Regions from separate parts of the Homo sapiens genome. Here region 1 is linked to region 2. A link is an interaction called in ENCODE POLR2A ChIA-PET data of the cell type or tissue named here. Cell type or tissue: PC-9. All regions are shown on one strand.

Region 1 (5,000 bases), 70 kb before region 2:
TAGCATAATGTCTTAAGGTTCATCCGTATTGTGGCATGTGTTAGAATTTCCTTATTTTTTTATTTTTATTTTTTGAGACGGAGTTTCACTCTTGTTGGCCAGGCTGGGGTGCAATGGTGCAAACTTGGCTCGCCATAACCTCTGCCTCCTGGGTTCAAGCGATTCTCCTGCCTCAGCCTCCTGAGTAGCTGGGATTACAGGCGTGCGTCACCATGCACGCCCGGCTAATTTTGTATTTTTAGTAGAGATGGGGTTTCCCCATGTTGATCAGGGTGGTCTCAAACTCCCGACCTCAGGTAATCTGCCCACCTTGGCCTCCCAGAGTGCTGGGATTACAGGCATGAGCCACCACGCCCGGCCATAATTTCCTTATTTTTAAGGCTGAGTGATATTCCATTGCATGCACACACTGCATTTTGTTTATTCATTCATCCATCCATGGACACTTGGCTTGCTTCCACCTTTTGGATATTGTGACAAATGCTGCTGTGAACACGGGTGACCAGTATCTCCTTTCAGTTTGTGTGTGTGTGTGTACGCACCCCAAGTGGACTTGCGGGATCATATGGTAATTCCCTGTTCAGTTGTTTGTGGAACCACCATGTTGTTTTCCACAGTGGCTGTAACATTTTACATTCCCACCAGCAGCCCGTGAAAGTTCTAGTTTCTCCACATCCTCGCCAACACTTGTTATTTTCTGAGTTGAGAATAGCCATCCTAATGGGTATGAAGTGGTATGGAAAGTCTTTTCAAGCATAATAGCAAAGAAAGAAATCATAAAGAAAAATGGCCAAATATAGCTACATAGTGTCTGTAAGTAAAAAAAAAAAGTAATCAAACTTAAAAGGCAACGGTAAACTGAGGAAGACATTTGTACTGTGTATGACAAGACGCCTAGCAGGGCATGGTGGGCTTTGGCAGGTCTGGTCTACACCTGCTCTTCTCCACCGGCTGTGTGCTTTGCAATACTCAATTTCTCCCAGCCTCAGTTGCCTTATCTTTAAAATGGGAATAATCATACATTCATTGGTTGTTTGAGGAGTAAGTAAGGTAATGTATGTAAAATATATGTTACATGGTAAGTCCTCCAAGAAGCCTGGCTGGTCTTCATTGTACCATCCCAGTTATCGTCTCTTTCAATTTAATATAAATAAGACAAATATATCAGGAGAAAAGTCTTGAGACGTAAGAAGTAGTTTATATGGCCAAAAAACAAATGGAAAAAAAAGAGATCATCCTCACTAATAGAGAATAATATAAATTGAACTACAGTCTTGTGATGCCTTCTTATAAAACTGTCAAAAGTTGTAAAAAAATGCTCTTTTCCAGTGAGGATAAGTGTGGCCAAATACTCTGCTGAAGAGTAAATGGATACAATTTTCTGTAAGGCATCTGGCAATGTGTAGCAAAAGCTCGTTGACCCAGAAATTTATCCTAAGGAAAAACATCAGAATTGCACACAAAGATTTATAAACAAACCTTATCAAAATGTTTCTTTATAATAGCAGAAAATTGCAATTAACTTGAATTTCTCCAAGCTGGCTAAAGAAATCATGGTGCATCCCTAGAGGGAATACTGCAGCAGCTGTTTCCAATCCTGTTCTCAGATAAGGCTGTGGGAAATTGCTCAATGCATGAAACAGGAAAGAGAAAGAAAATCACATATCAAGGATAATCCCATTTTGCATATCATGAGAAGCATACCAGCTAGGAAAAATAAACTGGAAGGAAATATATTAAAATGTTAATAGCATTTTCCTAGATGTTGAGATAGTGAATGGTTTAGATTTTCCAATTTTTATTTTGCTAGATTTGCCAAATTCTCCACAGTTTAACATGTAACACTTGCCCTTGACTCTGTCTGTGGATGAGTACAGTGATTGGGGGCGGGGGGCGTCCTTTGGACGTGGTCTCCAGGCTGCTCTTGTGGGTCCTGCTTCATCCAGCCCTCTGGCTCTTGTCCCCCACAGTGACCGATTAGCACTGCTCCAGGTCCGGGCTATCCTCCAGCAGCTAGGTCTGAATAGCACCTGCGATGACAGTATCCTCGTCAAGACAGTGTGCGGGGTGGTGTCCAGGAGGGCCGCACAGCTGTGTGGCGCAGGCATGGCTGCGGTTGTGGATAAGATCCGCGAGAACAGAGGACTGGACCGTCTGAATGTGACTGTGGGAGTGGACGGGACACTCTACAAGCTTCATCCACAGTGAGTGGGCCTTCCAGTTGGGATGCGCAGAGCTTGCTGGGATCCCTTTGGGTTAGGGGGTATCAGGGTGTGGTTTACGCTGGGGAAATGCCCTGCGGGAGCCCAGCCAGGCTGAAGGCTGTGCGTTCAGGAGCTGGGGATTGTCTAGGACAAGGTAATGAACAGTTTGTAGGGTTTGACTGGGATCCTTAGGGAGACAGAGAAGTGGCTTCACTTGGCCAGCTCACACCAGTGGCATGATGTGACCCTCACCCCACTCCTCCTGGTCCCCCTTAGGTGGGGGCTAGGCAGTGGGAGAGGAGGTGAGGGTGGGCGTGGGCTCACTCATAAGCCTGGTGAGCTGTAGCCAGGCCAGAGGCTCTGTTGGGTAAGTGGGGAGAGGATATTAAGAAAGGGGAGGAGCTGGGTGCAGTGGTTCACACCTGTAATCCAGCACTTTGGGAGGCCTAGGTGGGAGGACTGCTTCAGTCCAGGAGTTTGAGACCAGCCTAGGCAACATAGTGAGACCTTGTCTGTACAAAAAAATTTTGAAAATTAGCCAGGGATGGTGGTGAATGCCTGTAGTCCCAGCTACTCGGGAGGCTGAGGGAAGAGGATTGCTTGAGCCTGGGAGGTGGAGGTTGCAGTGAGCCCAGATCACGCCACTGTACTCCAGCCTGGGCAACAGAGTGAGACCCTATTTCAAAAAATAAAATAGGAAAGGAGGATAGCCACTCTCTTGTTCATCTGCTGAATCAGTTTGCTAAGACTTGGAAGGGCGGGAGCGGTTTGGGCCCTGGGCTTCATGGCAGGGAGGGGTAGGGAGTGGCCTCCCTCTGGTCAGGCATCTGACCCCCCATGCCAGAGAAGGACATGTGATTGCACTTGCTGTGTGATTGTGATCCACCGCATGTCTCACCTTATGAATAGGGTGACCATATTATTTATTTATTGTCTACACTAGGGTACTCTTGCCAGTCAAGAGTGCTAATAATTATTACTCTGGGACTGTAGGCAAACTAGGACCATCCCAGATAAATGAGGCCATAGTGTCACCCTACTTATAAGCAACCTCACCCGACTCAGTGTAGACATTACCTGCTTACCTCATGGCCGTGGCTTGGGGTGGAACCATCTGTCTTGCTCCATCCTCACCTCTGTCTCTCCCCCTTAATAGCTGTCCTTGCCATCAGCTGAGGCAGCACACAGGAGTGGTTTAGAGCTAGGCTTTGGAGCCACATACTCTTGGATTTAACCCTGGCACCGTCACTTAGAATCTGTGTGCAATTGCTTAATCCCTGCAAAATCTCATCTTCCTCATGAGGTGGCAGCCACTGGCAGGACTAGAAATTAGAGCTGTAAAATATGGGGCACCTAGTAGGTCCTCAAACTCCTTGGCTCAAGTGATCCTCCCACCTTGGCCTCCCAAAGTGCTGGCATGAGCCACCGCACTCCGCCCACCTAATAGGTCCCCAACCAAGGACAGTGACTACTTTTGAGAGCCCCTCACCACAAGCATCTTCAGCCTGGCCCTGCCCTTCATTTTGAGCCCAACTTACAAGCATGTAGATTCAGCCTTTGTTCAGATACTATCTTCACTGGAAGGCATTCCTGTCTTTGGGGGCCAGGCTGTTGATGGTGGGGCGCTGGGGGTCTCAGGGTTGCAGCTGGAGATGGGTGATATTCATTCCTGCATAGCCTCCTGAACCGATCCAGTGCTTGGCTGGCTTGCACCTGCCTTAATGATCCATGTCAGCCCCTAACATCCTCCTTGGTTTTGAGGTCCCCCTGGAGCCTCAAGCTCCGATGTGGGTGTGTGTGTTATTCATGTCCTAGCCTTCATAAGCCATACAGAGCAGTTGTGTTTGGATTCGCAGTTGGGCCTCCCTGCTGAAAACTGTGACAATGGGATTGACCGTGGGCCCACTTTCCTCCCAGCCATTCTCAACTGGCCACAGCTGCTTCTAAGCAGCCTGCCTCCCAACCATGTTCACCCTCCTTGTTGTTGGGTTCAGAGTCTCTTTGACTTCCGATGCTTATGTCCTGATAAACCCATCACAAAGTCGAAGAATCCTAAGTCGAATCATCACCAGTCAGGGGGCTGTCTGTGCTTTGGTGTTTTCGGGTAGGCCCAGCGTCTCTCATCTTCCTCCAACTACCTTCTGTTTTCTCGTCCTTTTTAGCTTCTCCAGAATCATGCACCAGACGGTGAAGGAACTGTCACCAAAATGTAACGTGTCCTTCCTCCTGTCTGAGGATGGCAGCGGCAAGGGGGCCGCCCTCATCACGGCCGTGGGCGTGCGGTTACGCACAGAGGCAAGCAGCTAAGAGTCCGGGATCCCCAGCCTACTGCCTCTCCAGCACTTCTCTCTTCAAGCGGCGACCCCCTACCCTCCCAGCGAGTTGCGCTGGGAGACGCTGGCGCCAGGGCCTGCCGGCGCGGGGAGGAAAGCAAAATCCAACTAATGGTATATATTGTAGGGTACAGAATAGAGCGTGTGCTGTTGATAATATCTCTCACCCGGATCCCTCCTCACTTGCCCTGCCACTTTGCATGGTTTGATTTTGACCTGGTCCCCCACGTGTGAAGTGTAGTGGCATCCATTTCTAATGTATGCATTCATCCAACAGAGTTATTTATTGGCTGGAGATGGAAAATCACACCACCTGACAGGCCTTCTGGGCCTCCAAAGCCCATCCTTGGGGTTCCCCCTCCCTGTGTGAAATGTATTATCACCAGCAGACACTGCCGGGCCTCCCTCCCGGGGGCACTGCCTGAAGGCGAGTGTGGGCATAGCATTAGCTGCTTCCTCCCCT
Region 2 (5,000 bases):
TGTAGGCAGTGTGGCACCTCTTGGTCAGGTGCAGACACTTAACACAGTCTGTGTACTGCTGACTGTTAGAGAAGGAAGTGGCTTCTCATTATGGTACAGCATCTTACAGTTTACAAAGGAGTTTCACCACCTCAGGGTCTCCTTCGCGTGACCATTATATTCCCATGTCACAGTGGAGAGGCAGTTGGCGCTCTGAGGGAGATGGTCTGGCCAGCATTGTGCAGCTCGTAAGTGGCCCAGCGCCTGCAGCTGGCCTGGGCTCTTTGCTGGGTCGCATCAGCGCCAGCCCTCTGGGAGCCCGTTCCTGACCTTTACCTCCTTTCCCGGCTGCCACTTTCTGCACAGGGTTTCATGGTCATGTTGGCTTGTCGCATGCATCTTCTCTTGTCCTGATTTTCTTAAAGCAGAGGAGAAAAGGATTTAAGGTGACAAGAGACCCTCCTTCTCCCTTCCCCCAGGCCTCTTCCCCATGCAGTGAGGGGCATGTTCTAAAGCCCTCGGCACCCTGTTTCCTAATAGGTGCACTTGGATGTGTAATAGGTAGGTTCCCATTACAGCCTGTATTTAGCTCCAAGTAGCAGTTAGTGAAACATCTGGTTTGGGCATTAATTCCAGGCCAGAACAGGCCACCAGACCCAGGCCTCTGGTGAGCTGACCCTTGCCTGGGGCCACTGAGACTTTCCTGATGGCACTGAATCTGGTCTGAAGCTTTAGGCAAAGGAAGACGCAAACCTGTAGTAAACAAACCTCTTCCTTTAGCCAGGTGTGGTGGCATGTGCCTGCAGTCCCAGCTACTTGGGAGGCTGAGGCAGGAGGATCGCTTGAGCCCAAGAGGTTGAGGCTGCAGTGAGCTATGATCACACCACTGTAGTCCAGCCTGGGCAATAGGGTGAGACCTTGTCTCCTCTAAACAAAACAAAACAAAACAACACACACACACACACACACACACACACACACACACACCTCTTCTTGGAAAACAGAACTTGGTTGCTGTAGAAAAGGTGAAAGAATGTTCTTGGATATAGTTATAGCCACAACACCATTATCATGCCTAAGAAAATACTAAGTTTATGCAAAAACATATCTAATTGTCCCTAAAACATCTCTCATAGTGTCTTTAAAAAAATCAGGACCCAGCATCACAGTTTATACATTGCGTTGGGTTTCTTTTTCATAAAAAATGTCCCAGTGCATCTGAAACTTGAGGGGTGACCTCTGAGGCCCTGAATGTTATAGCATCTGGGGTCCTGATGGGGACTGTCGTGTGTTACTTGCCTACGTTGTACCTGATCCAAGACCTACCGGGGCCAGCTGGTTCCTTTTGTTGTTTAAGGGAAATTCAGAAAGCCAATTAGGAAAGGCTTGCCTGGAAAACTGTCCCCACCCATGAGACTCCAGCCCCCGCCCCCCTCCCCCACGTTCTCATTAGGAGAGCTGATCGGTGTCTGGAAGCCAGACCCAAGACTCCCTGAGTCCCCACCCTTAATCACCAGGTGCACACACTGGGCCCTGTGTCAGGCACTGGGGAAAGATGCTCTAAAGAACTGAAAGACCCCCAGCTGGCTGCCCACAGCCTGCCTGGGGAGACCCGGTGTGCCCTGGTGTGGCCGGGTCATGGCTCTTGGCAAGTCAGTGCACTGATGTGTAGGGCAGTGGCTCTTTGTTCCTTGGTTCTGATGCTTGGGGTAGGCTGGGGTAGGGCCGAGAGAGCTCCCTTCTCTCATACCAGATGGGGAGCATTATCAGGTGGCTGGAGTATCCCCTAATCAATACTTTCTGTATCAAGCTGCGATAGAGGAAATGGACTTTTTTTTTTTTTTGAAAAAGTTAAACGCACAGAAAAATGGAAGGAGGAATTCAAAGAACATCTGCCTGCTTCTGAGTTATCAGTTGTGAACATCTTGTCTTAAGAGCTCTCTCTAAATACACCACTTCTTTTTTTGCCAACCCAGCTACAAGGAGGCTGCAGTCGTTGTGACCCCACTCCTCTAAATACCCCAGCATTCGCCTTCCCAGAAAGGGCATTCTTCCTCACACCACTGCTGTCCATCTGATTAAAAAAAAAAAATCACCATGAAATCAAACTTTTCAGTCCTATATACAGGCCACATTTCTTATGACATTCCTGTGTTGTAAGAAATATGTTTGTTCTTTGTCCCCAGTTCCTGGCACAGAGCTCTTAAAACCCTTGGAATTTCCTGATAGGAATGCTTTTTGTTATTAATAATGAGCCCGTTTAGTCACACCTGAGTTTACGCTGATGCGATGACTTAGGGTAAGGCCCTAGACGGCCTTAGGATGGGGCGAATCACCAGAAACACCAAATAATTAGAGGGCTGGACAGAAAGGGTGAGGGTGGGGGTGGGGGTTGGGGCTTGGAGATTGAGCTCTATGTAAAACTTTTTTTTTTTTTCCAGCTCTCAACCAGTAGAAGAGAAAAACTCTTGAACAATGAGATTTGATGAGCTTCTGGGTTTGGGAACTCACTGAGGTGTTAAGGGGTGAGCGTGGGCTCAGAGAGGGCCTGGGAGCTCCCTCCCCACCTTGCCCAGTGCATCTCCTCCCTCTGGCTGTTCCTGAGTTGTATTCTTTGTAATACACTGGTTAATATAAGTAACCCTGAGTTCTGTGAGCCATTCGCGCAAATTATCAAACTTGGAGAAGGGGTTGTGGGAACCCCTGACTTATAGCCAGACTTTGAGTCCTGGACTTGTGATTGGCATCTGAAGGTCAGGCAATCTTGTAGGCTCTTTTGAGACAGAGTCTTACTCTGTCACCCAGGTTGGCCGGAGTGCAGTGGCTTGATCTTGGCTCACTGCAACCTCTACCTCCCAGGCTCAAGCAAACCTCCACCTCCCAGGCTCAAGAAATCCTCCCACCTTAGCCTCCCACGTATTAGGTTGGTGCAAAAGTAATTGCAGTTTTTGCCATTACTTTTAATAATAATATTTTTTTAAATAGCTGGGACAACAGGTGGACACCACCACGTCCAGCTAATTTTTGCATTTTTTTGTAGAGATGAGATTTTGCCATGTTGCCTAGGCTGGTCTCAAACTCCTGGGCTCAAGCAATCTGTCCACTTTGGCCTCCCAGAGTGCTAGGATTACAAGCATAAGCCACCATGCCCAGCCTAATCTCGTGGGCTTGAGCACATTAACCTGTGGGATCTGATGCTAACTCCAGGTAAATGTGTCAGAGTTGAATTAAATTGTACGACACCCAGCTGGTCTCTCAAGAGAATCAAAGAACTGTCTGATGGTATTGGAAAGCACCTCATTCCCCAAATGTTCTTTGTGGTGATATTTTACCCAATTCAGGATCCACCCAAGGTTTGTACATTACTTCTGGCTCTATGTCTCTTTAATCTCCCCCAGGCTAGACTATCCTTACTTCTTTTGAGTCCTTTGAAGCCTCCAGGCCACTTGATCTGTAGGATGTCTGAGTTGCTTCATAGCTTCACAGCTTCCTCATGATTAGGTTCAGGCCACACATTTCCTGCAGGAGCATTTCACAGGGTGTGCAGCGGGAGGTATGGAATATCACATTAGGGGGTGTGTGCTATCTGGCCACACCATGGTTGGCCAGGCTGAACTTGACCAGTCCTCTCCATTGCAAAGGCACCTTTCCCCATGATGATGAACACATAGGCTGATGTGAAACACCCTGGTGAAAGAACTTTTAAAAGTTAATCTGAATGTGAGACTCCCCTGCTTAAATTATTTCAATTATTTCCCTATTCCAGCCTCAAAATACACTGCCTGCTTCTAGACACCTTCACATGCCCACTGTGGTCCAGGCCACTGTCACCTCACATTGGTCACCACAGTAGCTCCCTGACCAGCCCCTCCCACCTGCATCTCCCAGTCTCTTGGCATAGCAGTCCAAGCAACTCTTTTAAAGATCACAGCCAGGCATGGTGGCAAGTGCTACTTGGGAGGCTAAGGCAGGAGGATTGCTCAAGCCCAGGAGTCCGAGACCAGCCTGGGCAACATAGCAAGACCCCATCTCAATTATTTAAAATAAAAAAAGATCACAGTTGGAACAGAGCACTTCTCTGCAAACTTTCAGTGCCTCCCATCCACTCAGAGCAAAAGTCAAGTCTTCTCAGTGGCCTCAGAGTCCCCTCCTGATCAGCCCACTGCCTCATCTCCTACATGCTCCCTCTCCAGCAGCCCCGTCCCCCTTGCTGTTTCTTGAAAACACAGGCACATCCCAAGGCCATGGTGCCTGCTTGGATGCTTATTCATGTATCCGTGTGGCTTGGTCCCTCCTCTACTCCAAGTCTTTGCTCACATGTCACCCTCCCTGGCCACACTGACGGCCCCTTTCCCCAGCTTCCCTAGCCTTCCTCCCCGTTTTATTTTTCTTAGTAGCACTTATAACCATAGCACAGTATATGTTTTTCTTACTTATTTGCCTCTGCGCAAGTAGAATGTGAGCTCCACCAAAGCTGGGATTTTTGTGGTTTTCTTTCATTGCTCTCGTTGCACACCCAGTTCTTAAAATAGTAGCTCCCAAAGTGGGTCTAGGGACCTCTGGGTTCCCCTTTCAGGGGCTCTTGTATCTAGAACCACTTTCATAGTAATAGTAAGACTCCCACTGCCACTCTCTTGGGAGCATGTGATGGAGTATTCCAGAGGCACCTGAACACTCGATGTGGCAGTGGAGCCAATGAGGAGCAGATCTGAGAATCCAGCTGCTTTCTTGGCAGCCAGACGTTAACATTTACAAACATGCAGAGCCCACGCCACTCTGCCCACTCAGTTTTTGTGTCTTTTGGGGGAATTTTTTAAATGAAAAATGCTATTTAACATATAAATCAATCTTTCTTTCTTTCTTTCTCTCTCACTCTCCCCTTCTCCCCACCTTCTCTCCCTCCCCTCTTCCCTCCCCTCCCCTCCCCTTCTCTTTCGACTCTGGTACCCAGGCTGGAGTGCAGTATTGCAATCTCGGCTCACTGCAGTCTTGATCTGAGCTCAGGCCATCCTCCCACCTCA

The links. ChIA-PET counts read pairs that join two places held together with the same protein. Peaks named below come from ENCODE experiments on the same cell type or tissue, not always from the same donor. Only the 100,000 strongest peaks of a DNase experiment are listed, where the experiment ranks them.
Region 1: POLR2A ChIA-PET joins it to region 2 with 6 read pairs; 6 of 35 experiments call an interaction of 5 or more read pairs at or near these places.

Annotation. Positions count from the first base shown.
Region 1 is chr10:69,396,625-69,401,624 of GRCh38, forward strand. It overlaps HK1 (hexokinase 1), which reads left to right. Exons shown (of 18, transcript NM_000188.3): 17 at 1,971-2,204; 18 at 4,367-5,000. The coding sequence ends at 4,511. Among named protein-coding and RNA genes, the nearest start is that of TACR2, 18 kb to the right of the region's middle. In PC-9, no CTCF peak of the experiment used is centred here; no DNase peak of the experiment used is centred here.
Region 2 is chr10:69,466,710-69,471,709 of GRCh38, forward strand. All of the region lies in intron 1 of TSPAN15 (tetraspanin 15), which reads left to right. Among named protein-coding and RNA genes, the nearest start is that of TSPAN15, 18 kb to the left of the region's middle. In PC-9, no CTCF peak of the experiment used is centred here; DNase peaks (open chromatin) are centred at 2,182 and 3,452; H3K27ac peaks cover 2,785 bases.